2 separate regions of the Homo sapiens genome follow, and region 2 is linked to region 1. A link is a loop called in an ENCODE intact Hi-C map of the cell type or tissue named here. Cell type or tissue: natural killer cell. All regions are shown on one strand. Links, peaks and the distances in the headings refer to the core of each region. The heading gives the core; the rest is flanking DNA. Region 1 holds the start of LINC02390 (long intergenic non-protein coding RNA 2390). Region 2 has its middle 93 kb from the start of KLRB1.

Region 1 (14,854 bases), core at 2,928-10,927:
ATGTGGGGAGCAAGGACTCATGGCAGAGAAGGCCCTGGTAACCAAGATAAGAAAGTCAACTGTGAAGGTGAACTAAGAACACATGATGGATGAGTGGAAACCAGGGGCCAGAAAGTCTTTGAAGGCAGAAGATACAAGGCAATTTGTGGGCAGGAGGGAAAAAAGTAGTGAAAATGTGCAGGCCAATGTGAGAGGGGCCTGTGATGGCAGAGAGGAGGCCAATGATGTGAGTAAAAGGAGCACTGCAGGAACCGGACCCAGTGTGACGTTATGAGAAAATGAGAAAAACTGAGATGGTGAGGGAGAGTCAGAGCCAATATCGGAACCAATGATGAAAGGCCTCCAAAGAGAGGTCAGGATAAGAAGACAGAATAAAGGCGAGAACTGGAGAGAGCTCAGCAGTGGGTGGGGATGGCAACTGGACCTCTGGAGTGTCAGCTGGGAGAGTGGATGCTGGAGGTAGAGGAGGAAAAACCCAAAAATTTGTGAATGAGAGCTAGACCTGTGTGGTAAAAGCTTCCAATACTTCTTCCCACACAGAGGGCTGCCTTCAGTGCATACATCAGGTCACTGAGGTAGGACAAGTTAAGACAATCTTTTTATTTTATAGCTATTATGAATGCCTAGGGACTCCAAAGAGAAACTTTGTATAGTAACACCCAGTACAAAGTATGTAATCCAGGAAGTGACCAGCCCGATGTGTGCTATGACCCCTTTGAACCTCCCATGATCACAGTCCTTGAAGTAAGACTAAGAACTAGTCGTTCTCTAAGTGACGCAAGTAAAGTAATAGCTAGAACAGAAGAAAAGGGGTCCCCAAAAATGTAACCTTAAAATTTGATGCCTGTGCTGCTATTAATAGTAAACAGCATAGGTTAAGATGCGGTTCTCTAGATTAGAAAAAAAGTTACGCAGCAGAAAATAAGTACATCTGTCAAGAATCATATTTATGTGAGATGTGTCAATACTGGTCTTGTGTCATTCATTTAGGCTACTTAGAAAGAAGATAAAAAAGATCCTGTTTGGCTCCAAAAAAGGAAAAGTCAGCCCCTCCTGCATGAGGAGGAGCTGCAGCCCTTTAGAATTGATAATCACAAATCCCTCAGACCCAAAGTAGAATAAAGGAAAATATGTAACATTAGACATTGATAGAAAAGGACTAGATCCTAGTGTAAATATCCTAATAGAAGGAGAGGTTCAAAGATGCTCTCCAGAACCAGTATTTCAGACTTTCTATGATAAACTAAATGTGCCAGTACCAGAGACTCCAGGAAAAACCGGAAATTTGTTTTTGCAGTTAGCCAAGCATGTAGCCCAGTCTCTAAATGTCACTTCATGTTATGTTTGTAGAAAAACTGTAATAAGAGATCAATGGCCATAAGTAGCCCGAGAATTAGTTCCTACAGACCCAGTTCCTGATGAATTTCCAGCCCAAAAGAACCACCCTGACAATTTTTAAGTTCTAAAAGTCTCAATTATTAGACAGTATTGTATAGCTAGAGAAGGAAAAGGATTCACTCATCCTGTAAGGCAGCTTAGTTGTCTTAGGCAAAAGCTGTATAATGATACCACAAAAACAGTTACATGGTGGAGTTCCAATTACACAGAAAGAAATCCATTCAGTAAATTTCCAAAGCTGCAGGCTGTTTAGGCCCACCCAGAATTCCACCAGGACTGGATGGCCCCCACTGGGTTATACTGGATATGTGGACACAGAGCTTATGCTAAGCTGCCTGATCAGTGGACAGGTAGCTGTGTAATTGGCACCATTAAGCCATCTTTCTTCTTACTGCCCATAAAAACAGGTGAACTTCTGGGCTTCCCAGTCTGTGCTTCCCGTGAAAAAAGAAGCATAGCCATAGGTGATTAGAAAGATAATGAATGGCCTCCTGAAAAAATCATACAATACTATGGACCCACCACTTATGCACAAGATGGCTCATGAAGATATCAAACCCCCATCTACATGCTCAACCGAATCATACAGTTACAAGCTGTTTTAGAAATTATTACTAATAAAACCAGTTGAGCTTTGACTGTTTTTGCCTGGCAAGAGACTCTTATGAAGAAATGCTATCTATCAAATAGATTGGCTCTCGACTACTTGCTAGCAGCTAAAAGAGAGGTCTATAAGAAATTTAACCTTACTAATTACTGTCTACACATAGATAATCAAAGGCAAGTAGTTAAAGACATAGTTAAAGATATAACAAAACTGGCACATGTACCCGTGCAAGTGTGGCACGGACTCAATCCAAGAGCCATGTTTGGAAATTGGTTCCCAGCAATAAGAAGATTTAAAACTCTTCCAATAAGAGTAATAATAGTAATAGGAACTTGCTTACTGCTCCCTTGTCTGACACCTGTATTTCTCCAAATGGTAAAAAACTTTGTCGCTACCTTAGTTCACCAAAATGCTTCAGCACAAGCATACTATATAAATCACTATCGATCTATTGCACAAAAAGACATAAGTAGCAAAAATAAGAGTGAGAACTTCCCCTAATAAAAAGTGAGAGTCTCAAATGGGGGAAATGAGGGAAGAGAGAGACCCTCTCATATTGTTTTATATTGTTTTATACTCAGTACCTGTTTTAAGAAAAAAACAACAAGAAAGTAAAACCAAAGACAGGCAGCCCAGCACCAGGCCCGAAACCAGGCCTGGGCCTGCCTGGCCTAAACCAGATTTCATTTGTAGATTGCATTGTTCATGCTTGGCTAAAGCAGAACAGTATTATGGTGCAACAGGCACTAAAAAGAACTATAGGAAGATGTGAGTTTGGAGGAGTACATGGGAGCCTCATCATATAGTAACTTGTGAACCACAGGGAAACCTTCACGTTTTACTGAGTGAGATAGGTAGTTGAAAATTAGTTAAAAATCAACTCATAACTTAGAAACCGATGTTATTCATAGATTCCAGACATTGTATAGAAGAACATTGTGAAACTCCCTGCCCTGTTCTGTTTCTCTCTGACCACCGGTGCATGCAGTCCCTATCATGTACCACCTGCTTGCTCAAATCAATCACGACCCTTTCATGTGAAATCTTTAGTGTTGTGAGCCCTTAAAAGGAACAGAAATTGTGCATTCGGGGAGCTCAGATTTTGAGGCAGTAGCTTGCCGATGCTCCCAGATGAATAAAGTCCTTCCTTCTCCAACTTGGTGTCTGAGAGGTTTTGTCTGCGGCTCATCCTGCTACAATATAGTTTTTGTTTCTCATATAGTTATTAATTTGTCTAAACATTTCAATAGATGGCAGGGTCCTTTTTAGTCTTCTGATTCTGGGTTTTATTAATAGTTGTACTTACATAAAAAAGCTTTATGTAATTCTATCAATCGATTAAAAAAAGAAGTTGGCAAAATTCAGCAAACATTTATGATTAAAACTCTTGGAAGCCTAGGAATAAAAGAGAAATTACCTTAATTTGTTAAAGACTATCTGTAATAAACTACAGATAACCTCATATTTAATGGGGAAAGATTTGAATGCTTTCTCCCTAAGATTAGAAAAAAGGCAAGGTGGCCACTCTTGCCACTTTTATTGAATATCACAATAGAAGTTTTATTTAGTGCAATAAAACATGAAAAATAAATAAAAGGCATACGGATTGTAAAGAAAGAAATAAAAAGATTTCATTTGTAGATTGCATTGTTCATGCTTGGCTAAAGCAGAACAGTATTATGGTGCAACAGGCACTAAAAAGAACTATAGGAAGATGTGAGTTTGGAGGAGTACATGGGAGCCTCATCATATAGTAACTTGTGAACCACAGGGAAACCTTCACGTTTTACTGAGTGAGATAGGTAGTTGAAAATTTGCCATAAAGACTTACATCGTTAGACTTACATTTTTATAAATTCATTCTAAATAATGTGTGCAGAATAGACTATGGGGATGAGGAGACAAGTACAAGGACACTGGTCAAGAGCCTATCACAATAATCAGGTGAGAAATGAAAATGGCTTAGTTTGGGTTGGCAGCTATTTTTAAGGTAGATATATCTTTACCTTAAAAGTAAGCTATAGGGTCTTGCTATGTTGCCCAAGCTGGTCTTAAACTGGCCTCAAAAGGTAGAGAATATCTGGATATACTCTAAATTTATCTAGATGTATTGGATAGGTAATATGAAATGAAAATCAACTAGTAAGATGTATTCGATAATGATAATACTGAGGGAGAAGCTTGCATGAAGTAAAGACTAGGCTTTCAGCTTGAGTCATGTTAAGTGTAAAGTGCCTATTAACTATCATTGTAGGAATGTCAGGAATCCAGTTAGATACTTTAGGCTGGAAGTCAGGGGAGAGGCTAGGTCTAGAGAAATAAATGTGATTGTAAGCAGCCCATAGATGAGACCAGAAGACATTGCCTAGGAAGTAAGCACAGATAAGAAGAGGTACAAGGACTGGGGTATTCCAAACTTTAGGGGGTGGAAAAAGGAAAAGGAACCACAAAAGAAAGCTGAGAAGGACCACTGCAAAAAAAAAAAATAATAATAATCTGGGGTGGGGAGAGGGTTTCTTTTAAAGAAAGAATATCAGGGAGGAAGCAATCAAGTATGTGAAATTCTACTGATAGTTGAGTACGGTGAAAACTAAGAAGAGATTTTTTTTTTTTTTTAAATAACTTACTCTCTGAAACCAGGCAAAAGCAAAATTTTCACAGAAGCTTAATAATATGAAGTGGAAAAGCTCTAAGTAGCTTTAATGAAGAGCAGTTAACTCCACAATCAGCTTGTTTGACCAAAGCTTTTAGATTAAGTAGCCAATGCAATTCTGAAGGTAGAAACAGAACACCAACCTTCTCTGGAACCCAGAATAAGTATAAGCCAGAAAATTACCCATTGTTTCTCTTAACAGTTCTGGCTTGAATGTGAAATGGGAAAAGTTCCCTTATCCCCTTGCAGGGTGTGAGATGGGGGTGTGGCTGGCTTCTTCAGTGCCTCCCTGCTCAAACCTCTAGGGGAGCTTACAGGCGGGCAGGCTGTGGGGTTCAGATCCCACAGCAATGTCTAGGGGTGAATGTTTGCAGCTGAAGCCCCAGTAGGCATGTGTTACAGTGTGCTCTTTTAGTTTTGCTCTTCTAGTTTAGCCGCTCTAGGTGCCTTGTGTTAGTCAACTCAATTAGACCCCTGCCTTATCACAAGGACAGTGGACTTTCTGTATCCTGAGGTTCTTGCCTTGGTGTACTGGAAGAATCAGATCACATATGGGCTTGGAGAATGAGTGCAAGGTTTTATTGAGTGGAAATAGCTACCAGCAGATGGGAGAGTCAGAAGGGAGATGGTTTTCCCCTGAAGTCAGGCTGCTCAGTGGCCCAGACTGTCCTCCAGCTGCCCCAGCCAAACTCTGCATTGTTCTGTCAGTCAGTGGCCTACCAGCATGCTGGTGCCTGTCAGTGTGTTCCTCTCAATGTCCAGCCACCTATGTGTTCCTCTCCCTGTGTGTTCCTCCGCTGATGTGCTCCTCTTGATGTCCAGTTGCTTCTGTATCTGCCTTGCTAGGGTCTCAGGTTTTTGCAGGCACAGGATGGGGGCATGGCAGGCCAGGGTGGTCTTGGGAAATGCAACATTTGGGCGGGAAATACCTGTTCTCAGTTAGGTCCGTGAGTGTGGAGCCCTAGCCAGGACTAGCCAGGGTATGGAGCCCTAGCCAGCCATGTTCTTCCCTTCCTAGCACTCCCATATTATTTCCCCTCTCTGAAGAGGTGTATCTAACTGCCATGAGAATATGGACAATGACTGGTCTTAGCTGCTTCCCACTGACAGGGGGCATTCTTTTGGGGTAAACTGCTGTCGGATGCTTCCGAGAGGTCTACCTGGGGGTTCCTAGCAAAGCGGAGCCATCATCTGAGGCTCTGGTTGCCTGAACATTTGGAGTTTGATGGCTTCCAGGCATGAGAGAAAAAACAAGTTTTATAAGGTTAAGTATGCATGGGTTAAACATGTGTATTATTAAAGGAAAGAATTTAGTGCCAAATATTACAGACATAAGAAGAAAATATACTAACAATAACATTGTACCCCAAGTTGTTTCACTCTGTTGAAAGAAATGAAACCTTGCACAGGAGCAAATAAACTTTACCAGAGAGATAACTGTTCTTGAAATATCTTTAGCAACTAACAGGTGTACCCTGGGAATTCTAGGGTTTGTGGGGTTGCATGGTGGCCATTAAAGCTTTTGCTCTTTTGCGTATTTCCTCTCTCTTCCTGGGCCTCCCTGTCTGTATTATAAAAGACCAAGGTAGCCACTTTCAGGAGGTCCTCTAATGTACTAGCTGATCCCAGGGATCGTTTCTGCAACTTCCTCCTGATATCAGGAGCTGCCTGAGTAATAAATTTATACTAGCCTTCCACTATGCACACCTGAAAGTGTGTGCTTCTCCAGTCTTCCATCTCATCATTGGGATGCCATTTAGGGTCATTCACTGGTACTGCTTCTCTTCCAGTTGGAGAATATTCGTCCCCTTCCCTGACGCTATATGTGATACAAAGCTCATTCCTAAATCTCTCTGCTGCTTGCAGAGTGGACTGTTTCTCAGTGTCCATCAGGGTCTGATTCAAAAGTAACATAATGTCTTTTCAAGAGAGTTCAAATATTTGGGTGAAATTCTGGAGAGCCTCTATCTATAAGGGTCATCTGAAAACCTGTCAATATCCTCCTTAATTTGCTTTAAGTCCTGTAGGGAGAAGGAGACCTGGACCTTACTGGGCCCAAATTCACTGGGCATCTGTTGGAGGGGCAGGAGTGAGACTGGGGCTTGTTTAGAGTGAGGATTTCTAGGAGGGGGCAAGTGAGAGGCTGAAGCTGGATAGGGAGGTTGGGATAGACCTGGAGGAGCAGGGCTTGAGGGAGCTGGCTCCCCTGTTGGGGGTGCCTCTGGGACTCATATCTTTAATTCTCTAGGCTTGCCCCTTGCAGCCTTCCCTAAGATGGCAAACAGGAGGGCTAGATCTATCTTACATTGTTAGCCAAGGTCTCGATTGCCTTGCAAGATATAGAAAGCCTGCATATATGTGGCCTCAGACCATCTGTCCTCATGTCTGCAGAAAAGTTCCAACTGCCAAGTGGTATTGAAATGAATGGTTCCTTCCTGAGGCCAACTCAGTCCTTCCTGTAAATCATAATTTGGCCAACCCTTTGTGCGTAGGGCTATGAGGTGTTTTTCCTCCAGATTCTGAGGGTCAAAGCCGTCCCAATGGTTCAGGATACACTCCAGAGGAGTATAAGCTGGAAGTGGTGAAGAGAACTGGTTGCCCATTCTGAAAGACAGGGAACAGAGGTGTCCATCATTCTCTTCTTTCAGCAAATACTCAGGGTGTGATGGAGAGAGAAAGCCAGTGTCCCCCTTCACTTTCCACCTTTTGTCCCTGAGACCCAGTGACCTTGACCTTGGCAAGTGACATAGGTACCAATGCGGTAGGTACCCATGAAGTAGAGAAAATCCGGAGAATAGGAGTTAACTGCCCTTATCTATGCCTTCTTTTCTCCCTGCTGTTGGCAAACTTTGAGTTCCCTGGGCCTGTTTATGTCACGAAGCAAGGCCTCCTTCCATGGGGTGGAGGTTTCAATTGGCAGAAATTGGCTGCCCATTTATATTGTGCCCGTTGCCTGGCTTTGGATCCCTCAGACCTGGTTTTCCTTTTTAGGACCTCAGCCTGAAGCTTGGAATCAAGTTTGGGACTGAAAAGGCGTTTCAGAAGCTGTTTGTGTCCATTTAGAGAGTCTCAAGTATGCCCTGCTGAATTTGCAGTTCTCAGCCAGCAGGGGTCGTTTCACCGTTAACTTCCCTATCAGAAACAGTGTTAGAATGGGGAGCCCTCTCACTTAAAAAACAGAAAAATAGCTTAAGGGGCAAAAATGGGAGAGATTCTGAGGGAAGAACCACTTGCTTAGTGCAAGTGGGCCCTCCTAATCCTTATAACTTTCCCATTCTTCCCCCAGTTCAGACCAGATTTAATTCCTTGGCCAGGGGAGGGAATGTTCCATTGGCACGGCAGGTAAGAAGCACCTTGTACAGTCCTGGTTACTGCCCCAGCTTCCTCCCACCCTCCTCGTGGCTGCTGAACTTGGCCTTTGCCTGCTGTGGGCACACCCAGGCACCCGAAGTGGGAGGAAAAAGGGTAACGGGAGGTGCCCTGAGCCATGTGTACCTGTGGCTGTCGACATGGAGGCATACATGGCACCTCCAGGAACAATTGGTCTGACTTGCATCTTTGTTGACTGAGCCAAATGCTCATTTTACTTAGTAAAATTGCTGCAGCCTGTAACAAAACTCTTAACACTATAAAGAAAGAGATAGCCATTTTGAACCATGTGAGAGAGAAAAGAGACAAAGAGAAAACAGAGCATCTTACCCACAGAAAGAGAAGTGGCAGGGTTTTGGAAGAAAAGCAGACCCCATAGTTTTGTATTTGCTCATACTCAACTTCTGAGATCCTGGAAAAGCCCCCATTTGAAATGGGAAAAGTTCCCTTGCCCCCTTGCAGGGCATGTGATGGGGGTGTGGCTTGCTTCTTCAGTGCCCCACTGCTCAAATCTCTAGGGGAGCATACACAGACAGGCAGGCTGGGGAGCTCCAACCTCATGGCAGTAGGGCAGAAGTGGAGCCCTAGCCAGAGACCACACCCTCATCTACCTAGCACTTCCCTTCCCCCACTGCATATCATTTAAAGGGACCATGTTCTTCCCTTCCCAGCACTCCCATATCAAATGTATGTGTAAACATTTAAGAAATCTTGGCTTTAATTCTAATAAAATGATAAAATTACTATGTAATTTTAGATGCTAATACTTCTAATTTTGTATAAAACTTTTATAATCTTTATCCTTCATAATTTTTAGATTGGTGAGATTTGCCAGAACTTTAAACTGGTATCTACTGCATGCCTACATCGTAATTTTATTTAGTCATTTTACTAGAATTAAAACTAAAATTTCTGGTACTCCAATTAACCCTTCAGCTTTTTCAAATGAACATAAAATACATCTATGCACATAAATTAGAAAATCTAGAAGAAATGGATAAATTTCTGGACAAATACACCTTCCCAAGACGGAACCAGGGGAGAAATTGAATCCCTGAAAGACCAACCATGAGTTCTGAAATTGAGCCAGTAATAAATAGCCTACCAACCTCCCCAGAAAAGCCCAGGACCAGATGGATTCACAGCTGAATTCAACCAGATGTATAAAGAAAAGCTGGTACCATTCCTACTGAAACTATTTCAGAAACTTGAAAGAAGTGACTTCTCCCTAACTCATTCTATGAGGGCAGCACCATCCTGATACCAAAACCTGGCAGAAATACAAACAAAAAGACAACTTCAGGCCAATATCCTTGATGATCATATGCAAAAATTCTCAACAAAATACTGACAAACTGAATCCAGCAGCACATTGAAAAGCTTATTCACCACGATCAAGTCGGCTTCATCTTTGGGATGCAAGGTTGGTTCAACATACACCAACCAATAAATGTAATTCATCAGATAAATAAAACTAAAGACAAAAACCACATGCTTATCTCAGTAAATGCAGAAAAGGCTTTCAATAAAATTCAATATCCCTTCATGTTAAAAACTCTCAATCTACCTGGTGTTTAAGGAACAGGCATCAAAATAATGAGTCATATATGACAAATCTACAGTCAATATCATATTAAATGGGCAAAAGCTCAAAGAATTCCCCTTGAAGACTGACACAAGACAAGGATAACCTCTCTCACTACACCTTTTCAACATAGTATTAGAAGTTTTGGCCTGGGCAATCAGGCAAGGGAAAGAAATAAAGCATATTCAAAGAGGAAGAGAGGAAGTAAAATTGTCTTTGTTTGCAGATGACATGATTCTATATTTGGAAAGTCCCATCATCTCAGCCCAAAAGCTTCTTAAGCTGAGAAGCAACTTCAGCAAAGTCTCAGGTTACAAAATCAATTTGCAAAAATCACTAGCATTCCTACACACCAGCAACAGGCAAGCAGAGAGCCAAATCACAATTGCTACAAAGAGAACAAAATACCTAGGAATACAGCTAACAAGAAAAGTGAAGGGCTTCCTCAAGGAGAAGTACAAACCACTGCTCAAAGAAATCAGAGAAGACACAAACAAATGGAAAAACATTCCATGCTTATGCATAGGAAGAATCAAGATCTTGAAAATGGCCGTACTTCCCAATGCAACTTACAGATTCAATAGAAAAATACCTATTTTAAAATTTATATGGAATAAAATTTATATGGAATAAAAAAGAGCCTGAATAGCCTGAATAATATTAAGCAAAAACAGCAAAGCCAGAGGCATCACACTACCCAATTTCAAACTATACTACAAGGCTACAGTAACCAAAACAGCATGGTACCAGTGCAACAACAGACACATAGACCAATGGAACAGATTAGAGAATTCAGAAATAAGACCACACACCTACAACCATCTGATCTTTGACAAACCTGACAAAAATGAGCAATGGGAAAGGATTCCCCTGTAAATAGTGCTGGGAGAACTGGCTAGCCATATGCAGAAAATTGAAACTGGGACCCTTCCTTATATCATATACAAAAATCAACTCAAGATGGATTAAAGACTTTAGTGTAAAACCCAAAACTATAAAAACCATAGAAGAAAACCTAAGCAATAACATTCAGGATATAGACACAGGCAAATATTTCATGACGAAGATGCCAAAAGCAATTGTAAGAAAAGGAAAGATTGACAAATGGGATCTAATTAAACTAAAGATCTTCTGCACAGCAAGAGAAACTATCAACAGAGTAAACAACCTACAGAATGGGATAAAATTTTTGTAATTCATGCATCTGATAATGATCTAATATCCAGCACTTATAAGGAACTTAAACAAATTTACAAAAAAAAAAGACCTCATTAAAAAGTAAGCAAAGGACATGAAAAGACATTTCTCAAAAGAAGACATACATGTGGCCAACAATTATATGAAAAAAAGCTCAATATCACTGATCATTAGAGAAATGCAGATCAAAACCACAATGAGACACCATCCCACACCAGTCAGATGGCTATTATTAAAAAGTCAAAAAATAATAGATGTTGGCAAGGTTGTGTTGAAAAAGGAATGCTTTTACGTTGTTGGTGGGAGTGTAAATTAGGTCAACCATTGTGGAAGACAGTATGGCAATTTCTCAAAGACCTAGAGACAGCACTACTATTCGACCCAGCAATCCAATTACTGGGCGTATACCCAAAGCAATATAAATTGTTCTATAATAACTACACACGCACACATATGTTCATTGCAGCACTATTCACAATAGCAAAGACACAAAATCAACCTAAATGCCCATCAACGATAGACTGGATAAAGAAAATGTGGTACATATACACCATGGAATACTATGCAGCCATAAAAAGGAACAAGATCATGTCCTTTGCAGAGACATATATGGAACTAGATGCCATTATTCTTACCAAACTATCACAGGAATGGAAAATCAAATACCACATGTTCTCACTTGTAAGTGAGAGCTAAATGATGAGAACACATAGATACCTAGAGGGAAATAACAAAAACGGGGGCCTACCAAACAGCAGAGGGTGAAAGGAGGGAGAGAATTTAAAAAATAATGGATACTAGGCATAATACTTGAGTGATAAAATAATCTGTACAATAAATCTCCATGACATGTGTTTACCTATGTAACAAATCTACAAATCCTGCACATGTATCTCTGAACTTAAAAGTTAAAAAAAGCAAATGAACATAACTTAATCCCTATTCCTCTCTATATGAAAATTGTGAAATAACTGTGACAATGCAGCAACATTTTCACAAGAAATTGTTCAAGGCCTTGGAGCATAGAATATGTAATATTTGTGAAGAAAGTGTCATAATTATATACAGAAAATATTTATTGGAAGTTCTCCTTGTGCAATTAAAATTCTAAAGATGTAAAAATCAAGTATTTCATATTAATAAAATATTAAAGTACTATGAACTTACCATAAATTTGACTCTGATTTGGCAATTACCTAAAGAAAATACAAGATATGTCTTGTAAACTAAATGATTCATCATTGAAAATAAATGTTAACACATTGTTTAACATCACTAGTTTTCTAGCTCCTTCTTTCAACATAAAATAAGCTTTAATGTAACTTATAAATGTATTCAATTAAAGAGTAACATTAAGGTGGAAAATATCATACATATGTTCACCTTGCTACTAAAACACAATACATAGAATATGTTGAGGTCTCCACTGTAGAATACGCAAGTCAATAAAATCAGCAAATAAAATTGACAAAAGGTGACTATTTCTCATTAAAAAAAGAAAATCATTTACACTTTGTCTTAAAGTTTTAAAGCAGGATATTCCAGTTTTAAGACAAAGAAATGACAAATATGTATACATATATATATATATGCGGGCAAGTGTTCTTTTGACATTAAAAGACCTAGGACAGGCTGAGCTCAGTGGCTCACAACTATAATCCAAGCACTTTGAAAGACCAAGGCAGGTAGATTGTTTGACCCCAAAATTTTGAGACCAGCCTTGGCAACACGGTGTAACTCTGTCTCTACAAAAAATTCAAAAATTAGTCAGGTATAATGGCACATGCCTGTGGTCCCAGCTGCTTGGGAGGCTGATGTGAGAGGATCGCCAGAGTTTGGGAAGCTGAGGCTGCAGTGAGCTATGATCATGCCACTGCACTCCAGCCTGAGCAACAGAGTGAGACCTTGTCTCAATAAATAAATAAATAAATAAATAAATAAATAAATAACCTAGCACAAATTATTTTAAGAGTGTGTGTGTATGTGTGTATATATAAATATTTTTTACAAATATCCTCCAGTAGTATGAAGTTGATTAGTACAATGGAGGAACAACATTTAACAGCTGTCTTATGCCTTAAGGGACATAAATCTTGATTGTCCATTCATAGATATTGTATTTAAAGGAACAATAACTTTACTCTATTCAATTTAGTAGCAACTTCTCCAGAATGGATTGCAGTCAGAAACTGTCAGATCTCTTTTGGGTGAGAACTTTGGAACGTTAAAAATTCTGTCTCTTAAAAATGAATGATGGTCAGGTAGTTGGATGCAGTAATTAGGATTTCTGTTTATTATAAGTAGAGATAATTTTTCTGGGTTGTCTACTAGTTTAGTTATAGAACAAGTCTTCTCTTCCTCTGTGTTGATTGGAACCTTGGCAGATACACCTTCACTGATTTTACTGAAATTTACTGTTCCACTAAAGTAAGGGTAAAAAGAGAAGGAACAGAATAGAAAACTTTCAGTCTTCAGATTTAATGCTACCAACTCATTAGCAGACCCAGTTTTCAGAGTTACTAGAGGAGTAGAGATGTCTACAGATTTCTGACTAATGTCATCATTAGTTTTCTTTTTAAATTATGCTGTGGAGGAAAGTTAGTTATTTTACATAAGAGAGAAAGGGTTTGCTCTGAGAGAAGCAGCATATAACTTTCCACCTCTATATTTTAATGTACCTTTTGAGTAGGGTTAGGAGCAGTGTTGGTGATATGGGTGGGAAGCAGGGAAATACTGGGCAGAAGAGGGCTGTCCCAAGCAAGAGCCACACATCCTCAAGCCTGGGATCACAGACCAAAATGAGAACATGCATTTCCTGCTTTCCCACTCACATGTTGCTTTTTGGCCCACCCCACACCCCATCCTCTACCCATAAAAACCACAGGCCCCATCACCAGAGTGGCAGAGCAGCAGAGCAGCGGAATAGCAGAGTGACAGAGAAAGAAAGAAAAGAAGAAGCAGCCGGATGTCAGAGAGAAGCAGTTTGAGCTCAGAGGGACAGCTTGATGGTGGGACCTCGGAGAAGAGTTTGTCTGAACTCCAGGGGAATACCACCTTCCCATTCCATCCACTTTCCAGCTCCCTATCCCGCTGAGAGCCACTTCCATCCCTCAATAAAATCCTCCACATTCACTACCCTTCAATTTGTTTGCATGACCTGATTCTTCCTGGACGCTAAACAAGAACTGAGGTACCAAGAAGGCAGGTCCAAAAGGCTGTCACCCTGACCCTCCACTGAGCTGTTAAATACTTGTCATCTGTGGATAGAAAAGCTAAAAGAGCACACTGTAACACTCACCCTCTGGGGCTTGAGGGGTCATGGGAACTCCCCTAGATGTTGCCATGGGGCAGCACAGAGTTCTACTCCTGCTGGCACACAGAAGCCCTCATCCTGATCCCTACACCCACTCACCTGTGAGTTTCCCCTCCCATGAGGGGTTGAGAGCTGTGGGCTGAGTAAACAAGCCAACCCCTTTGCAACTCCTGCAAAGAGGCCAGGGAAGTACCCCATTTCATCAACACTCTTGGCAGGTGCCAATGTCCTCTCATCTTTTCTGCTTTTGCAAGAAAAAAAAGAAATTGATTTTTTATGTAGATTTGAAAACTTCTAGGTTTTAACTCCAAAATATTGTTTATATCTCCAAATTTAGCACAAATGGAGTTGTACCAGTCTCTCTCATTCTGGAGTAGGTTTTAGAAGATTAGTCAATGCACCTTCAGCCATGCTCAGTGCACTGTGTGCCTGATGCTTCATTCCTAGGTGAGACTTTGGCCTAGGTGAGTAGTCATTCCAGCTCTCAGTACATACTTTCTTTTCATTGTATTTGAAGGTTTAGGATTGAATTTGTAGTCATCTATAAAATGGATGATTCTTTATACAAGAAGTAGTTGCAATTTTATCAATCCCTTCCAAAGGAGTAAAGAGAGCATCATTACACTGTGCCTTTTGCCTTTTTTTTTTTCCTTTTCTATGTTTGGGTTGATTTAATTTTGGGTTCAATATTGATGAAACAATTAGAGTAATTTCCTTGGAACACCTTCATGA
Region 2 (16,118 bases), core at 4,860-12,859, 200 kb after region 1:
CAACAAAAGCCAAAATTGACAAAGGGGACCTAATTAAACTAAAGAGCTTCTGCACAGCAAAAGAAGCTACCATCAGAGTGAACAGGCAACCTACAAAATGGGAGAAAATTATCACAACCTACTCATCTGACAAAGGGCTAATATCCAGAATCTACAATGAACTCAAACAAATTTACAAGAAAAAAACAAACAACCCAATCAAAAAGTGCGCAAAGGACATGAACAGACACTTCTCAAAAGAAGACATTTATGCAGCCAAAAAACACATGAAAAAATGCTCACCATCACTGGCCATCAGAGAAATGCAAATCAAAACCACAATGAGATACCATCTCACACCAGTTAGAATGGCAATCATTAAAAAGTCAGGAAACAACAGGTGCTGGAGAGGATGTGGAGAAATAGGAATACTTTTACACTGCTGGTGGGACTGTAAACTAGTTCAACCATTGTGGAAGTCAGTGTGGCAATTCCTCAGGGATCTAGAAGTAGAAATACCATTTGACCCAGCCATCCCATTACTGGGTATATACCCAAAGGACTATAAATCATGCTGCGATAAAGACACATGCACACGTATGTTTACTGCGGCATTATTCACAATAGCAAAGACTTGGAACCAACCCAAATGTCCAACAATGATAGACTGGATTAAGAAAATGTGGCACATATACACCATGGAATACTATGCAGCCATAAAAAATGATGAGTTTCTGTCCTTTGTAGGGACATGGATGAAATTGGAAATCATCATTCTCAGTAAACTATCGCAAGAACAAAACACCAAACACCGCATATTCTCATTCGTAGGTGGGAATTGAACAATGAGAACACATGGACACAGGAAGGGGAACATCACACTCTGGGGACTGTTGTGGGGTGGGGGGAGGGGGGAGGGATAGCATTGGGAGATATACCTAATGCTAGATGACGAGTTAGTGGGTGCAGTGCACCAGCATGGCACATGTATACATATGTAACTAACCTGCACGTTGTGCACATGTACCCTAAAACTTAAATTATAATAATAATAAAAAATAAATAAATAAAAATAAATAAAATAGCATCCTGATGTTCTGCTCTTTTCCTTTATCTTGTTTTATTTTCCTTACAGTAGTTCTTTGAGAGATAGTAACTCACGATAGAGAAACATGGTCTTTGGGATCAGAACGTCTGGATTATAATCCCATCTCTGTTACTTAGCATCTGTTGCATTGGACAAGTTACTTAACCTGCCTAAGCTTCATTTTTCTCATTGATAAATTGCAGATAATAGCTTCTAATCTATAGACTGTGATGAATAAATGGGTTGACATTTGTAAAATGCTTAGAATGTTGCTTGGTATGTAGCAATAATTCAGGAAAGATTAACTATCAGAGCACTTAATACCATCTGAAATTATGCCATTGATATAGTTTGAATATTTGTCCCCTCATATCTCAGGTTGAACTGTTATCCCCAGTGCTGGAGGTGGGGCTTGGCAGGAAGTGTTTGGGTCATGGGGGCAGACCCTTCATTGCTTGGTGCTGTTCTTGCAATGGTGAGTGACTTCTTGTGAGATCTGATTGTTTAAAAGTGTGTGACGCCTCTCCTCTTCTTGCTCCCATACTGGCCACGTGAGACACTTGCTCCCCCTTGTCTTTCACCATGACTGTAAGTTTTCTGAGGCCTCCCCAGAAACCGAGCAGATGCCAGCACCATGTTTGCTGTACAGCTGGCAAAACCGTGAGGCAATTTAACCTATTTTCTTCCTTTCTTTTTTTTTTTTTTGAAAAGGAGTTTCACTCTTGTTGCCCAAGCTGGAGTGCAATGGCACAATCTTGGCTCACTGCAACCTCTGCCTCCTGGGTTCAAGTGATTCTTCTGCCTCAGCCTCCCGAGTAGCTGGGATTAGAGGCGTGCGCCACCACACCTGGCTATTTTTTTGTATTTTTAGTAGAAACAGGGTTTCAACATGTTACCCGGGCTTGTCTCAAACTCCTGACCTCAGGTGATCTGCCTGCCTCAGCCTCCCAAAGTGCTGGGATTATAGGTGTGAGCCACCGCACTTAGCCCCTATTTTCTTTGTAAATTACCCAGCCTCAAATATTTCTTTACAGCAACACAAGAAATATACAAATGACAATATGCAGCCATTTGTATATTGTCTGCATCCCAAATTCAATGTAAACTTCATGAATATAAAGATTTACCTGCATTATTCTCACTGTATTTCTAGCATCTGACATGACAGGCACATTAAATGAATTAAAAGACAAAGCAAAAGAAAATAATCATCTCCCCTCTTTTCCCAATCAGTTTAAAAGCATTAAGAGATTATAACCTGTCACCTGCCCTTCGCATTATACTGTGACTTACCTAAGGGTATGTAATCAGTAGAGTCAAGATGGTTAGAATCCTTGCACAATACTGGTTTCCGGAGGTGAGAGTTGGTAAAAATCTTTAATCCTGTTGCCTTTCAAGATAAAATCAATTTTAGATCACATAACAACATAAGACTAGCAGTCTGGACTGGTTTTTTGTTCTATGTATATTTTCAATTTCCACTTATTTCTTTCTCCATCTCTGATTGTCATATATTTAGAGATACTTCACTGACGTTTCCTAAATTTCATGTCTTTGAGTTCCTTAGTTTCTCTAATTCTAATGGCTTTTGCTCTATTTTCCTAATTAAGAGCTGTTGATGAAAACCTTTAAATAAGAGAGGACAAAAAAAGACATCTCATATCATACCCCACTATACTTTCACTACTTTGAATTTGGCATTTTTGTTGAACTAGGGATAGTATCTCACTTATAAACACTTTAAATATAGTAGAATACTTTAAAATAGTAGAAATCAAATTCGAGGGTAGACGTAAGAGCAAAATGGGGATTTATATTAGACACCAGTATATAATGTACATAATATTATGTCAGGAAAGCTGATAATTCCCTCACATATTAGTTCTTTTCCTAATATTATAATATTATTAGTTATTTAAAATATTATTATAGTTTTATAATGAAGTTCTAATAACCTTATAACTTAACCTTATTATAACATTATAATAACCTTATAACTTTATAACTTTATAACTTTTAAATAAAATTATATTAATACAACTTTAAAAAATATATTATAACTTTATAATTTATTATAACTATATAGAATAACTATTATAGCTTTATAATATTATAACTATTATATAATTATAACTATAATATAATAAGAACTTTATTAAGTCTTTTTGCTATTACAACATTATTTGAGATATTATTTCTCAGACATTAGTACTAATTGTAAATTTGTACTCTAAGAATTCTGAGATTAAAAACCCACAGCATGAATATTTCTATTTATTTATATATTGTCACATATATTCACCATTTTAAGACTTAGTTGCCTTACCTTCACAAGGTCATAGCCATCTTTTCCAAAGTCAGCCCATGCAGGTGTGTAATAAATTCCATTGTAAAGGATATGTTCATCTTCAAGACACGGCACTTTAAGGCCATCTTCTAAGTTAAGTCCTCTGAAGTAATAGCCATGTAGTTCCCTGGAATATAGCTGACTATACACCTAGATGGTAGAAGAGAGTCAACTGTATTTTTTCATAGAAAACAATTCATTTTTCCCCACAAGCAGTATATAAATAACCTATATAATCCTATGAATATCCTATGTAGAACTGTCATCATACCTATACCAAATAAACACATATTGAGAAAGTATAGGATCTTAGATCTGTAAAAACTTTGAAATACTATTTAATCAGTTAAATAATTGCTGGCTAAATCACATTAAAACTAACAAAAAGTCCATGAGGCTCAACTGGATTTTAATACATTCCAGATAAAGGCACTGCTCAATACTCTTTGAGGACTCATTCAAGGACATTGTTAGAGAATGTTCTCGGTTAATTTACTAAATCTCCCTGAGCCTAAGATTAGACATTAATCAAAATGGGAATACTGCATTAGTTCTATAGGGTTTATTAATATGAGAATAAAATTAAATAATAGATACGGGAATACTCAGTAGAGCAAGTGTCAAATAGTAGACCTTTAGCAATTGTTATTTATTTTTAAAAGTGTTGGTCATTTTTTCCATAAGAGAATCAGTATAATTGGAGTAGAGTCATTTTACATGATTTCTAACCTAAAATATTTTTTATGCCTAGAACTCTGGACAATTTCTTTCTCCTCTAGTTTATTTAAGGTATCCTGTTTTTATCCAAAGGTAAAGACATAAAACTATACTGTTGGTGGTAAACAAAGATGGTTTTAATCACTCACAGTTTGTGCTGACAGCTGACCATAATTCCTTAGTAGCAATACACTCTGGTCTACAGCCCAAAGAGCACAAAGAGAGTTTGAAGCAGCCGAGACTTGAAGATCAATATTGGATCCTGGTAAACTTTTTTCTTTAGAAAAATTTAAGTTGACCTGAAAATGAAAATAAAAGGGCAAAAGGACGGCAAGCCATATGAGAAGAATCATCTTTTAGACTATTCTTAACTTTTTTAAAAACACACATAAGTTAAAAGGGCTTTCTGTGCTTTACCCACCTAATAATATTATTATTAGGAACAACCGGATTTGGAACAACATCCAAAGTGAATGCTATAATCCTGCTACTCTTCAATCATCCAACATATTAACTTCTCCATAGCTTTCTTTTATTTTTCATTTTGCAATTCTATGAAAAATTGGGAGTTTAAACCCAACAGTCTCTTAAGTTCTCCTTAGTTTTCCCCCAAATTAAAAAAGAATCATTTTTGGCACCTACCTGATTTTCGAAGCATTTCTCAATTCGGAATTGGGTGCTATCAGTGACCATTTCTCCTCCAGGATGCAAGCTATAGACAAGCATATCTACTGAGGGCGCTAATTCAGGGTTAATGTCTATAGAAATGGAAAATATGCCCTTCCTCCCTGTGAAAAGAAAATTTCAAACCGAAAAAGTGCTTTGGTGAGATAGCTGACTGTCATCTTGCAGAAACCCTCCACTGAGTTTCTAGCCATCCTACCCACTGCCAAAGAGACTGCCCCAACCCACCAAATTTAATTTATAAGGCATTTCTAGGAGGAGTTCATAACCTATTCCATAAATTATAAAAGAAAGAAATAGTTGAACATTTCTTATTACGTCAAACTTCAGTCTACTTTTGTTTCTTTTTAAAAATCCCTTCTTGTTTGAATGTAAAAATACTTACCTGTCTTTCTTGGAAAAGAAAGGGAAGGACAATGGCCCTTTCCCATTATAGTAGTGTTTGGAATATAATTAATGCACTATTAATTAAGTAATTATTTTTTCATTTGGCATTGTGCCTATTCACATGTCTTTACATGTTCCCCAAGGGTAGTTTAGGGGGCAGTAAACAGTCCTAAAATGGGAGGATTGTGACTTTTAAAGAAAAATGTAAAATATATCCCAATTAAAGCATTCTATTTGTATTAAATTATATGCTAAAATTAGAGGCCTCACCATTTTCGTTGATCTCAATTTTCTGTTGCCCATGAAGAATGATTACACCTTTTGAAATCACCTAGGAAAATGAAAATATAATCATAAAGTTTAGAGGATAGAAACTAAATTTCATTTAATTATAAACGAATGTGATTTACCTCCTTTTCTTGTCTGAGCAATACTATTGACATGTTTACTAGTAAACTCAGGTTACCAGTAAACAAGCATATGACTCTAATAGCTATATTCAAGAGAATTTAGGAGTCACAGATAAACTTGCTATAAAGCAATTTAATGTTCCACATTCCAAAACAGTTTTCTAAGACCAATAAACAACTTTTTATTCATATTTGCAAATGCTAAATTACATCTAAATTTATTTAGTTCAGTGAAACAAAGTTACACAAAGGCATTAAGAGTCTCCCAGTGCTTGTCTGGTTTTCTGAAAGGTGTGTTTGATATGCAAGGTATAAGCAAGGCCTGTTCATCCATCTCCACCCAAAATTTAAAGAAAAGAGAATAAAGTAGCAAGCTGGGGGTGCTCCAGAAAAAAGCTTCTCTCACTTCACCTTTATCAGCAACTGTGTGCAAATTTGCATCAGCAGACTTTTGTTATGATCTCTAAAGTGCAAACAAAGGCTGGAGACTTGAAATCTAGTACAAACTCCTTGAATTTTTAAATTACAGTTTTAGAATATTATTTTAAAAGATGCTGAGACTTGCAGAAAATTTAAAGCTTCCATAAGATCTTGCAGCTTGAAATTGCAGGAGCTGGTACTCCTAGTCCGTTTAATATTTCACTGAATATTAAAATTGCTTTAAATCTCTGAAGTGCCAAGTTTGGGTTATTAGTTCATAAAAAAAGAACTGAGCCTCAACTAGCTGGAAAATATTGTTTTGGGAACTAGAACATTTGCAAAAAGGCATAAAGCTCAAAGTTTAATGAGCCTGAGAGGTCTCAGCACTGTTGGCTATATTAGCTCACTGACTTCTCAAAACAGAAAGCCAGCTCTCGTAACAGATGAGTAAACTGAAGAGACACACAGAGGTACTGATATTTGTCAGGTCACACAATTAAGAAAAAAGCTTAAAAGACTGAGTATCAAATTACTTACTGAAAGCCTGAGAATCAAATTAATTCAGGCTCTATCCATTCATTCTAAAATATGATATTGAGGGTTCTCTCTGTGATGTGTACCCTGCTAGGCAGAATTAAAGTCCACCCAGCCTATTATGAAAGAATATGTAGAAGACTGGAATTGTCTAGGAGATTAGAAAGTTTCATTTAAGCCAAGAGATGAACGCTGAGGAGGAATCAGCTTGGAAAATCAGGTGCAGGCAGGTTGGGAACCGCGGTAGCAAATGGGAACGAAGATTATTATGGGCAGAAGGGAAAACCTGTGGGAGGCTTCGGAGCCAGAAAAGCACATGGCTTGTCCAAGAAAATGAAAGCCCTCTGTGTCTGCAATGAAGAAGGCTGAAGTGTAGAATGATGCAAAATGAAGCGGGCGAGCTTCACAGGTGCAGAGCAGATACAGAGTTGCAGGCAAAAGAAAGGAGTCTGGTATTTGTTTTAATAGAAATAGGCAGTCATTAACTGTATTTCAATTAGGGGACTGAAATAAATAATCCTAATTGCTTTTTAAAAAAATCACTCTAGATTTCCAGAATAAAGAAAGAAAGAAGAAAAGGAGGGAGGAAGGAAGTAGGGAGAGAGGAAGAAAAAGGCTATTAGCAGACTCATTTAAAATGGAAATGAGGTAAAGTAATTGTAAAGGCCTTATCAGATCAGAGGGGGGCAAACCTAAGCTATTTCAAGAGGGAAGCTGATGACAAGTAAATCAATTCACACCACAGACCTGCAAAATGGCTCAGCTCTGGATTGGGAAGTACTGGGTATTAAGTCGAGCAGAGGTGTGGCCAGAAAAGAAGGCAAAAGTCAGGAGCATGTGGGAGTGTCTTTATAAAAACTAGTTAAGAGGTTCAGCTTCCCTGTAATCCCAGTACTTTGGGAGGCCGAGGTGGGCAGATCACGAGGTCAGGAGATCGCGACCATCCTGGCTAACACGGTGAAACCCCGTCTGTACTAAAAAAATACAAAAAAATTAGCCGGGCGTGGTGGCGGGCGCCTGTAGTCCCAGCTACTCGGGAGGCCGAGGCAGGAGAATGCCGTGAACCCAGGACGCAGAGCTTTCAGTGAGCGGAGATCGAGCCCCTGCACTCCAGCCTGGGCGACTGAGCGAGGCTCTGTCTCAAAAAAAAAAAAAAAAAAAGAGGTTCAGCTTCTCACTCAAGGATGCTTGGTATTTCTCACACCCCAGTACGGCAGTATTATTGTTGACATGTTGAAGGATTTCTGTACCGGTTGGCAAAGAGCCACTTCCCTGAGCTCCCCAGAGTCCCCTCCCTGCTGCCCTAGAACCTCTCCTCCACAACCAGCTCCTCCCACTCCCACCACTTTGCCCCCAGTCTAAATGAGCCATGCTTGGCTTAGCTAAGGGCTTCAGTGGAATTATGACTCATACCTTTTCTGATGGTTTGGTGTCCATACCTTGCTGGTTTGAAATATTTTAATGTTTATGGAAATGATGAAGGAAAGAAAAAATGCAAGAGATAATATAATGAAAAAGTGATAGAAATTGGTGACGCAGTAAATAGCATGAAAAAAAGAAGTATCAAAAGACTATTCCAGAATTCTAAGTTTGCAAAATGTGAGAAATCATGTGGTACTACTTTCATTCTTCGCATAGATAGACTCAAACACCTTTAGTTCTCAGAATAATACACTTCAGACATCTTTGACCTCTTATATTATTTCCTAAAATAAGCTTAAATGTGTTTCTCATATCCTCTAATCATCCAGAAAACTCCTATTCATCCCACAAAACCCTATTTAGGCATATTCTCTTTATGTATTTTTTCCTTAAAAATATGTATATACATATAAATGTAAATATATACGCATATATCTTTTTCCTAAACTAGTGGTTGTCAAATTTTAATGTGCTTCGGAGGACAAGATTTCTAACTTATTCCTAGAATTTTTTTTTTTTTTTTTTTGAGACAGAGTCTTGCTCTGTCACCCAGGTTAGAGTGCAGTGGCACCATCTCCGCTCACTGCAAGCTCCGCCTCCTGGATTCATGCCATTCTCCTGCCTCAGCCTCCTGAGTAGCTGGGACTACAGGCGCCCGCCACCATGCCAGGCTGATTTCTTTTTGTATTTTTAGTGGAGACGCGGTTTCACCGTGTTAGCCAGGATGGTCTGGATCTCCTGACCTTGTGACCCGCCCATCTCGGCCCCCCAAAGTGCTGGGATTACAGGCGTGAGCCACTGCACCTGGCCACTTATTCCCAGAATTTCTAAATTATTCCCAGGTGATGCTGATACTGCTACTCTAGGAAATATACTCTGATAATCACTGTCCTAAACTCTAGCTAAAGTTAATCATTCATTTTTCTGTAACACCTCAGTGGCCATACATGTTTCATTTGTAACACTTACGTAATTCTAATATATGTTTTGTCCCCAGTTATACTTTTTCTATTTCTTCTATTGTGACAATTGCTAATACAGCACCTGGAATATGAAAAACATTCAATAAGTGTTGGCTGATTGAATTAATTCATGTTTCATTAATTTTATATCATCTTCATAAATCTCAATGAAGTATCATGCATCTATTTAGACAGTGTAAAATAATCCATAATAGCAATATATTAAAATCAAACTAATACTTAATATCTTCTGTGTGCCAGAAGTTGGGCAAAGGGCTTTATATGTATTATTAAATAATTATCTTGATGATTAGACAATATATTACAAAAAACTAAGATTCTCTAGGGTTTAAGTGGCTTTCAAAAAGTAACACAAAGCTAGTACATATCAGAACTCTGGTTTGATCCCAGCAATGTCCAAATAGAAATGGGTAACTCTGAAGAAAGGGTCTGAGAATGACAGAGTGCATATGGGTTGTGGTGGCATGGCCTTTTCCCTCCTTTCTTAAAAATAGATACCAGTTATATAAGTTTTATCATTTATGTTAACTTTGAGCTTCCTCGTGGCATATAGGTACAGGGATTTCATTAGGTTCAAAGAAGTTTTAAAGAAAAGAAACAATTTTGGTTGTGGAAGAATGTTTTCAGCTCATACCAAATAATTGAAGTCTGCTGTGTAGGTTTTGTCTTCAAAGTCTTCCATATTGAGAATGCAGTGCACTAGCACCCTCTTCTGCTGGTTGCATCTCAGTTCTTCCATCTCTTGGACAATCTTTAGGAAGCTATTCGTCTTGGAGTAAAATCGATATGCAAAGTACTCGGGCTGAGGGTATTGAGGCAACACCCAGCCATGAGCCTGGCAATTTTCATTGGCCTTGTAGGCTGCCTAGACAAAAAATCAAAATTACGGGTATTTTAGGATAAAGAGAAAGGATGAGTGAAAGAATATTTGATAAGATGGTTTATCATCATGCTGCTTTATCTCTGCAAGAAGATTTTATAGCCATTCTACATTAAATCTAACCCAATTCCCCATTTTCTAGTTATACTCTAGAGCGACCACTATGGTTTTTACAATTTAGTCTATTCAAGTCCTACTTCAATAATATTACATTAAATATTTTACTGTATTCTTTACTATAATTATTACTTTTGCTAGCATGTAGATTGCTATATCTCCCTCACTATAATACGAAGAACCCATGAGTGCAAACGTTTACCTTGCTACTGATAACATAATATGAAGTTTTGCTGAAAGATGGGAAAGTTTTTATGAAATACAGCAAGGAGTTTACTCTGACCATAGTAATTTACCATTATCAACACAAAAAGTCTGAGGAGTCCTTTAAAAATATCTAGGAAGGATTGATATTTAATTATTACAGATAGTAGTTCACTTCTCTCTTGAATATATCCAGAGAAATTCTTTACATTATTCCAAGGTAATAGATTACAGGGTTTCTCAAATATTTCCTTCTATAAAAACACAATTCTCTTTCTATTTCCTTAATAAAAGTGAAGCGTTGCTTATTTTCAGCTAATTCTCCTTTATACAATTTAGTATGTATGCTATCCTTCTGTCTTTTCCCGGGACTCTTAAAATAATTTTTAACCTACTTTTCATAGGGCCTATATTCTTAATATTTAACTATTTTTCAGTACTCTAGATTCACACCAAGGTGTAACTTTTCATTTCTGTTCCATAAATATAATTTCGCACAGACCTAAACCTTAGCGAGCCAGTGCAGTTTTTTGTTTGCTTGTTTGTTTTTATTTTACTTGCCTTTCGTTTAACTTACTTTCAAAGTGATATTTGGGTATGTAAACGTATATGTGTCCAAGAAAAACTGAGCGATGCCATTTACATCTGTGGTGTAGTTTCCCACGATTTTGTCCTTCAGATGCAACTGGACAACTTCATTTGGGATTGGAGAGTTGTCTGGATCAAGCAATTTAATCTGTACAAGAGGAAGAAAATACATTTCGGAAGCATGTAGTAAATTTGGGAATCCATTTTGATGGCATTTGCCAAGCTTCTATCATGGGGACCCCCGCTCTCCTTCGTACGTATGCACTTCCTGCGTGGTTTCATCTATTCCTGTTGAGTGTATGACATGTACCATTAATATACTAATGAGCCTAAACTCTGTTTCTCCTGCCCACGAAGATCTCTGAAAACTCAGGCCCATAGAATTAATCATCCTGAGTATTTTTTATAATAAAAATGCTACAGAAACCCTCAAATTGGAATGATTTATTACTGTGCCCAACCTTCCTTTTTTTTCTCTTTCTCTTATTTATCTCAGTGAATACCTCAACCATTCACTTAGTCACTGAAGTCAAATATCTAGAGACATCTTAGACTTTTTATTTTCCTTCTCCTATAATTTTCAATTGTTGATAAAATATTTTCAATTGTATCTTTTTAACATTTTCTGTTTCCAGCTTATCACATTTGTTCCTGTTGCTATTCCTTGTATCAATAGCTTATCTTTTTTCCCTCATACATCTTCTATTTTTTTCTATCCAGTCTCTCTCTCCTGTATTGCTTTTGCTTGTTCTTTCTCTATACTGGCATCAAAGCAAATTTTCTAAAATGCAAAATTTAGCATTATCCTCCCTAAAACATTGTAGTGACTGCTCTGATAGGCCATGGTTATTTGCTAGAAATCTCTTTCTCATTCTCTTACTAGTACAGGCAATGATTGCTTTAAAAAGTCCCTTCTGAAATTGTATGATTTGCAGTAGATACAATGCCTGCATCAGTATCTATGCCAGTTTGAAGCCTTTAAAGGCACCTTCTTAACAACATCTAAGGCCACAACAACCAGAAGAAGACTGTCTGAGACATCCTTTTTTTAGCTCAGTCAGTTTCTGCAAAACAACTTCTGCTTTGAGCCTTTCATCTTATTTCTGCCACTTATCATTTTCCTGCTGGTCCAGGCAAACACAATCCTTTTTTCTTGCTCAGCATCTGTAGACTGATGCCTTATTTGCACCATCTACGCAGATTTTGAACTTAGTTTCATCTCAAGGCTTGATCTTGTAAGAAAAATTCAACTTGTCTCAGCAGTCCACAGGCCACAGACACATGACACCATGCCTTTATGATCACACAGAGGTTTGCTCTAATTTTAGTACACCTAGACTAGAAAGATCCTTTGAGTCCCTTCCAGTCACAGAAAGATGAACAAGCCATGTGATTTCTGGGCACTTTCCTTTCTTTCTTTGTCCCCAAACCCAAATAGTGCCCCAAGTGATGACACCAGGCCCATTATCAACTGCCGGGGCCAGGCATGCAACACTTCATTAGCAGATGTTTCTTGTGGCAAAGGTATTTGTCGTATATCCTACAATTTTAAACAGTATCATTTCAGCCATCCACGGATGCTGCTACTGTCACTTATGAAGAAATACCCTTGTTAGCCCACCGCCTTGCCCAGCTTCCTATGTTCACATATGTTACTCTTGGAGTCATAGCTCTGAGGTCTTGAAATTTGTAGGGGACACTAAAAAAGCAGATAGTATCTTCATTCTGGAAATAAAGCTTACTCTTTAAAAGTGCTCCCTAGCAATACTGAGCCACGTGTTTGATGGCCTTATGACACAACACATGGCCAGATAAACCATTTTTAATTTCCAGTAATGCAGCTACTGTAGTGACTCACTATATCACAGAGAAACCAGTCCCTTTTCCAAAAGTAGAACAGGAATGACTTGTTTCTCCTGGCACATCTCCCGGAAGTGATCAGAGCATTCACCACTGTGAAATGGCCAAAAACCCAAAAGATACCACTTTATACAACCATGTTTTTGAACTAAAGCATTTTATTGTTTGAGACTCACATCTGTTTATAGCTGCCACTGGTCTCCCTAAAATGATCAAGGAAATAAGAGCTCTTATATATGAGTTTTCAGGAACTAATTCTTTCAAATGCTAATGAAGAGGGTGTGTCCAGGCAGGAAACTGTACTGTATTACAATATATTAATAACAGACTACTTTGTCCACGGATGCCTGATTCATGTAGGTACCACCTATCCCCTACCTCCCTGATAAACTATTACCAACCTCAGCTAGTTTTCCCAGCTCTCCTCTATAGGAAAAGGTGTCTTGGAGTTCCTGATTATAGGATAAGATAATACTATACCTTAAAGTGTCAAGAAGCTTTGAGAGGGAATGGGAAGGAGCTGGGCCTTAATGACTAGGCTAGGGCTTAAGTACACACATACACATACACATACACATACACACACACACACACACACACACACAACACACACACACACACCCCTCTCAACCATGTCTTATGCTAGAGAAGACAGAAATAAAACCCCTGAGTTAATCTGGAGCATGATTGACTGGCAGATTTCAGTGGATTATTGCTAATTTTTTAGAGGGGATAATAGGATTTAGGTAATCTTTTTAAAAATATCTCAAATCACCCTTCATTGAGAATCACTATTCTAAGAGTGGCAAAATTCTAATTTATCACTTTTTAACTTATTAGCCAATAAATTTTGCCATTTGGCAATGTCTGCAAACACTTTGGGCTATCACAAATAGGAAGGGGATGGTGCTACATCCCAGGTAGAGACCTGGGATGTTGCTAAACTCTTACCATGCACAGGGTAGCCCCCACAGCAAAGTATCATCTGGCCCAAAATTTCAGTTGTGCCAAGGCTAAGAAAGAATGGTTTAGAGAAACAATGCATCTAAGTAATTATTGTCAATGTCTGCTAACATCTCAGTAAGAGAGGAAGAGTGCTCTCTGTGAAAAGTACATGACACTACCTACATTATATTCTTGCCTACTGCACCCACCAAAAATGAACTTGAATCTGATCAAGCTTCTGAACCTCACTACTGGTTTATAGGAAACACAGTGGACTGAAAGTAGTTGCTTCTGGGGAAGTATTCACGAAATGAACGGATTAGAGGGGAGAGGTGCTCATTGTTCTTCATACTTTAATTTACAGTGTTATTTTTCTTGTTAATATATGTGTTGTCCGCAATTTAAAAATTACTTATTTTCCTTCCCAGTCATGGTAGCTTTGACAGAGCATAATGGCGGTGACCACGTCCACAGGGGTGCTGGCGAACTTGTCAGAAAAGCAAAGAGTTTTATCAGCTTCTGAAGAACCTGATCAATCCAAGCTGTATGGTGCGGAGGCAAGCAGAGGAAATCTGTGAAAATATCCCAGGATCCTCATCTAAGGGTAAGGGCTCCAGCCTGTACTACACTTGGACAGATGGCTACAGATTTTGCACCCAATTTCCAAAAGACATTTCATGAAACAGTGATTCCAGCTCTGTTACGTACCATGCAAAATCAAGGTAATCAGCGTGTGCAATCACATGCAGCTTCTGCTCTTACTGTTTTTATTGAAGACTGCCCCAAATCATTCCTAGTTCTATATTTGGATAGTATGGTGAAAAATCTACATTCTGTCTTGGTGATTAAGCTTGAAGAGTTGATTCGGAATGGAACTAAGTTGGCCCTGGAATAACTTGTGGCAACCATTGCATCGGTTGCAGATACAATAGAAGAAAAATTTGTCCCATATTATGATATATTCATGCCCTCACTAAAGCACATCATTGAGCTTGCTGTTCAGAAGGAACTCAAGCTTCTGAGAGGAAAAATTATTGCGTGCATTAGCCATATTGGTCTTGCTGTTGGGAAGAAAAAATTTATGTAAGATGCATCAAATGTGATGCAGCTCTTGTTGAAGACACAATCAGACTTAAATAATACGGAAGATAATGACCCCCAGACCTCTTACATGGTTTCAGCATGGGCTAGAAAGTGTAAAATTCTTGGAAAAGATTTTCAACAGTAGCTTTCCCTGGTTATCGAGCCTCTTATTAAGACTGCTTCAGCTAAACCTCATGCTGCTCTCTTAGACACACAGGATGTGGAGAATATGAATGATGATGATGGCTGGCAACATGTAAATCTTGGAGACCAACAGCGTTTTGGAATTAAAACTTCAGGACTTGAAGCAAAAGTAACTGCTTGCCAGATGTTGGTTTACTATGCTAAGGAGTTAAGGGAAGGGTTTGTGAACTATACAGAACAAGTTGTGAAGCTGATGGTTCCTTTACTGAAATTTTATTTCCAAGACAATGTTCGAGTGGCAGCAGCAGAGTCCATGCCTTTTCTCCTGGAATGTGCAAGAATTTGTGGCCCAGAGTATCTTGCACAGATGTGGCAATTCATACGTAACCCCTTAATCAAGGCTATTGGTACTGAACCAGATACAGATGTGCTCTCAGAAATAATGAATTCTTTTGCAAAGTTCACTGAAGTTATGGGAGATGATTGCCTTAATGATGAATACTTGGAAGAACTGGGAGGGACACTGAGAGCAAAACTTGAAGGGCACTTTAAAAACGAAGAATTGTGACAGGTTAAAAGTCAGGAAGAAAACTATGATCAAAAGGTTGAGATGTCTCTGCAAGATGAGGATGAATGTGATGTTTATATTCTGACCAAAGTATCAGATATTTTGCACACATTATTTAGTACTTATAAGGAAAAGATTTTACCATGATTTGAACAACTACTTCCATTAATTGTAAATCTAATTTGTTCAAGTAGGCCATGGCTAGGCAGACAGTGGGGACTGTGCATATTTGATGACATCGCAGAGCACTGCAATCCAACTTCATTTAAATATGTAGTCCAACTTCATTTAAATATGTAGACTATTTTTGGTGGCCAATGCTACTAAATGTGTGAGATAACAACCCTGAAGTCAGGCAAGCTGCTGCTTATGGCCTGGGTGTCATGGCACAGCTTAGTGGAGATGATTATCATTCTTTATGTTCAGAAGCTGTCCCACTGTGGTAAAAGTTATTAAGTGTGCAAATTCCAAAACAAAAAAAAAATGTCATTGCTACAGAGAACTGTATCTCAGCACTAGGGAAGATTTTGAAGTTTAAGCCTAACTGTGTAAATGTAGATGAAGTTCTTTCATACTGGCTATCATGGCTTCCACTGCATGAAGATAAAGAGGAAGCTATTCAGACTTTGAGTTTTCTCTGTGACCTAACTGAAAGTAACCACCCAGTTGTAATTGGTCCAAATAATTCCAATTTTCCCAAAATAATCAGAATAATTGCAGAAGAAAAAATTAATGGGACTATTAACTATGAAGATCCCT

Evidence for each region. Hi-C counts contacts between places; a loop is a spot of excess contacts. Peaks named below come from ENCODE experiments on the same cell type or tissue, not always from the same donor. Only the 100,000 strongest peaks of a DNase experiment are listed, where the experiment ranks them.
Region 2: a loop joins it to region 1, with 12 times the contacts of the local background. A loop is called at or near these places in 2 of 110 quality-filtered maps.

Annotation. Positions count from the first base shown.
Region 1 is chr12:9,701,280-9,716,133 of GRCh38, reverse strand. LINC02390 (long intergenic non-protein coding RNA 2390) reads right to left here and starts at 12,750. Exons shown (of 2, transcript XR_931347.3): 1 at 11,977-12,750; 2 at 5,216-7,262. It also overlaps a transcript of CLECL1 not described here. RefSeq lists enhancers at 2,585-2,634, 2,685-2,734, 2,745-2,914, 5,329-5,418, 13,913-13,962 and a silencer at 8,486-8,585. In natural killer cell, for the core only: CTCF peaks have their summits at 7,529 and 7,728 (motif pointing right); DNase peaks (open chromatin) are centred at 7,763, 8,578 and 9,863; H3K27ac peaks cover 1,270 bases.
Region 2 is chr12:9,506,473-9,522,590 of GRCh38, reverse strand. It overlaps the pseudogene OVOS1P and the pseudogene LOC100419520. Among named protein-coding and RNA genes, the nearest start is that of KLRB1, 93 kb to the left of the region's middle. In natural killer cell, for the core only: no CTCF peak of the experiment used is centred there; no DNase peak of the experiment used is centred there.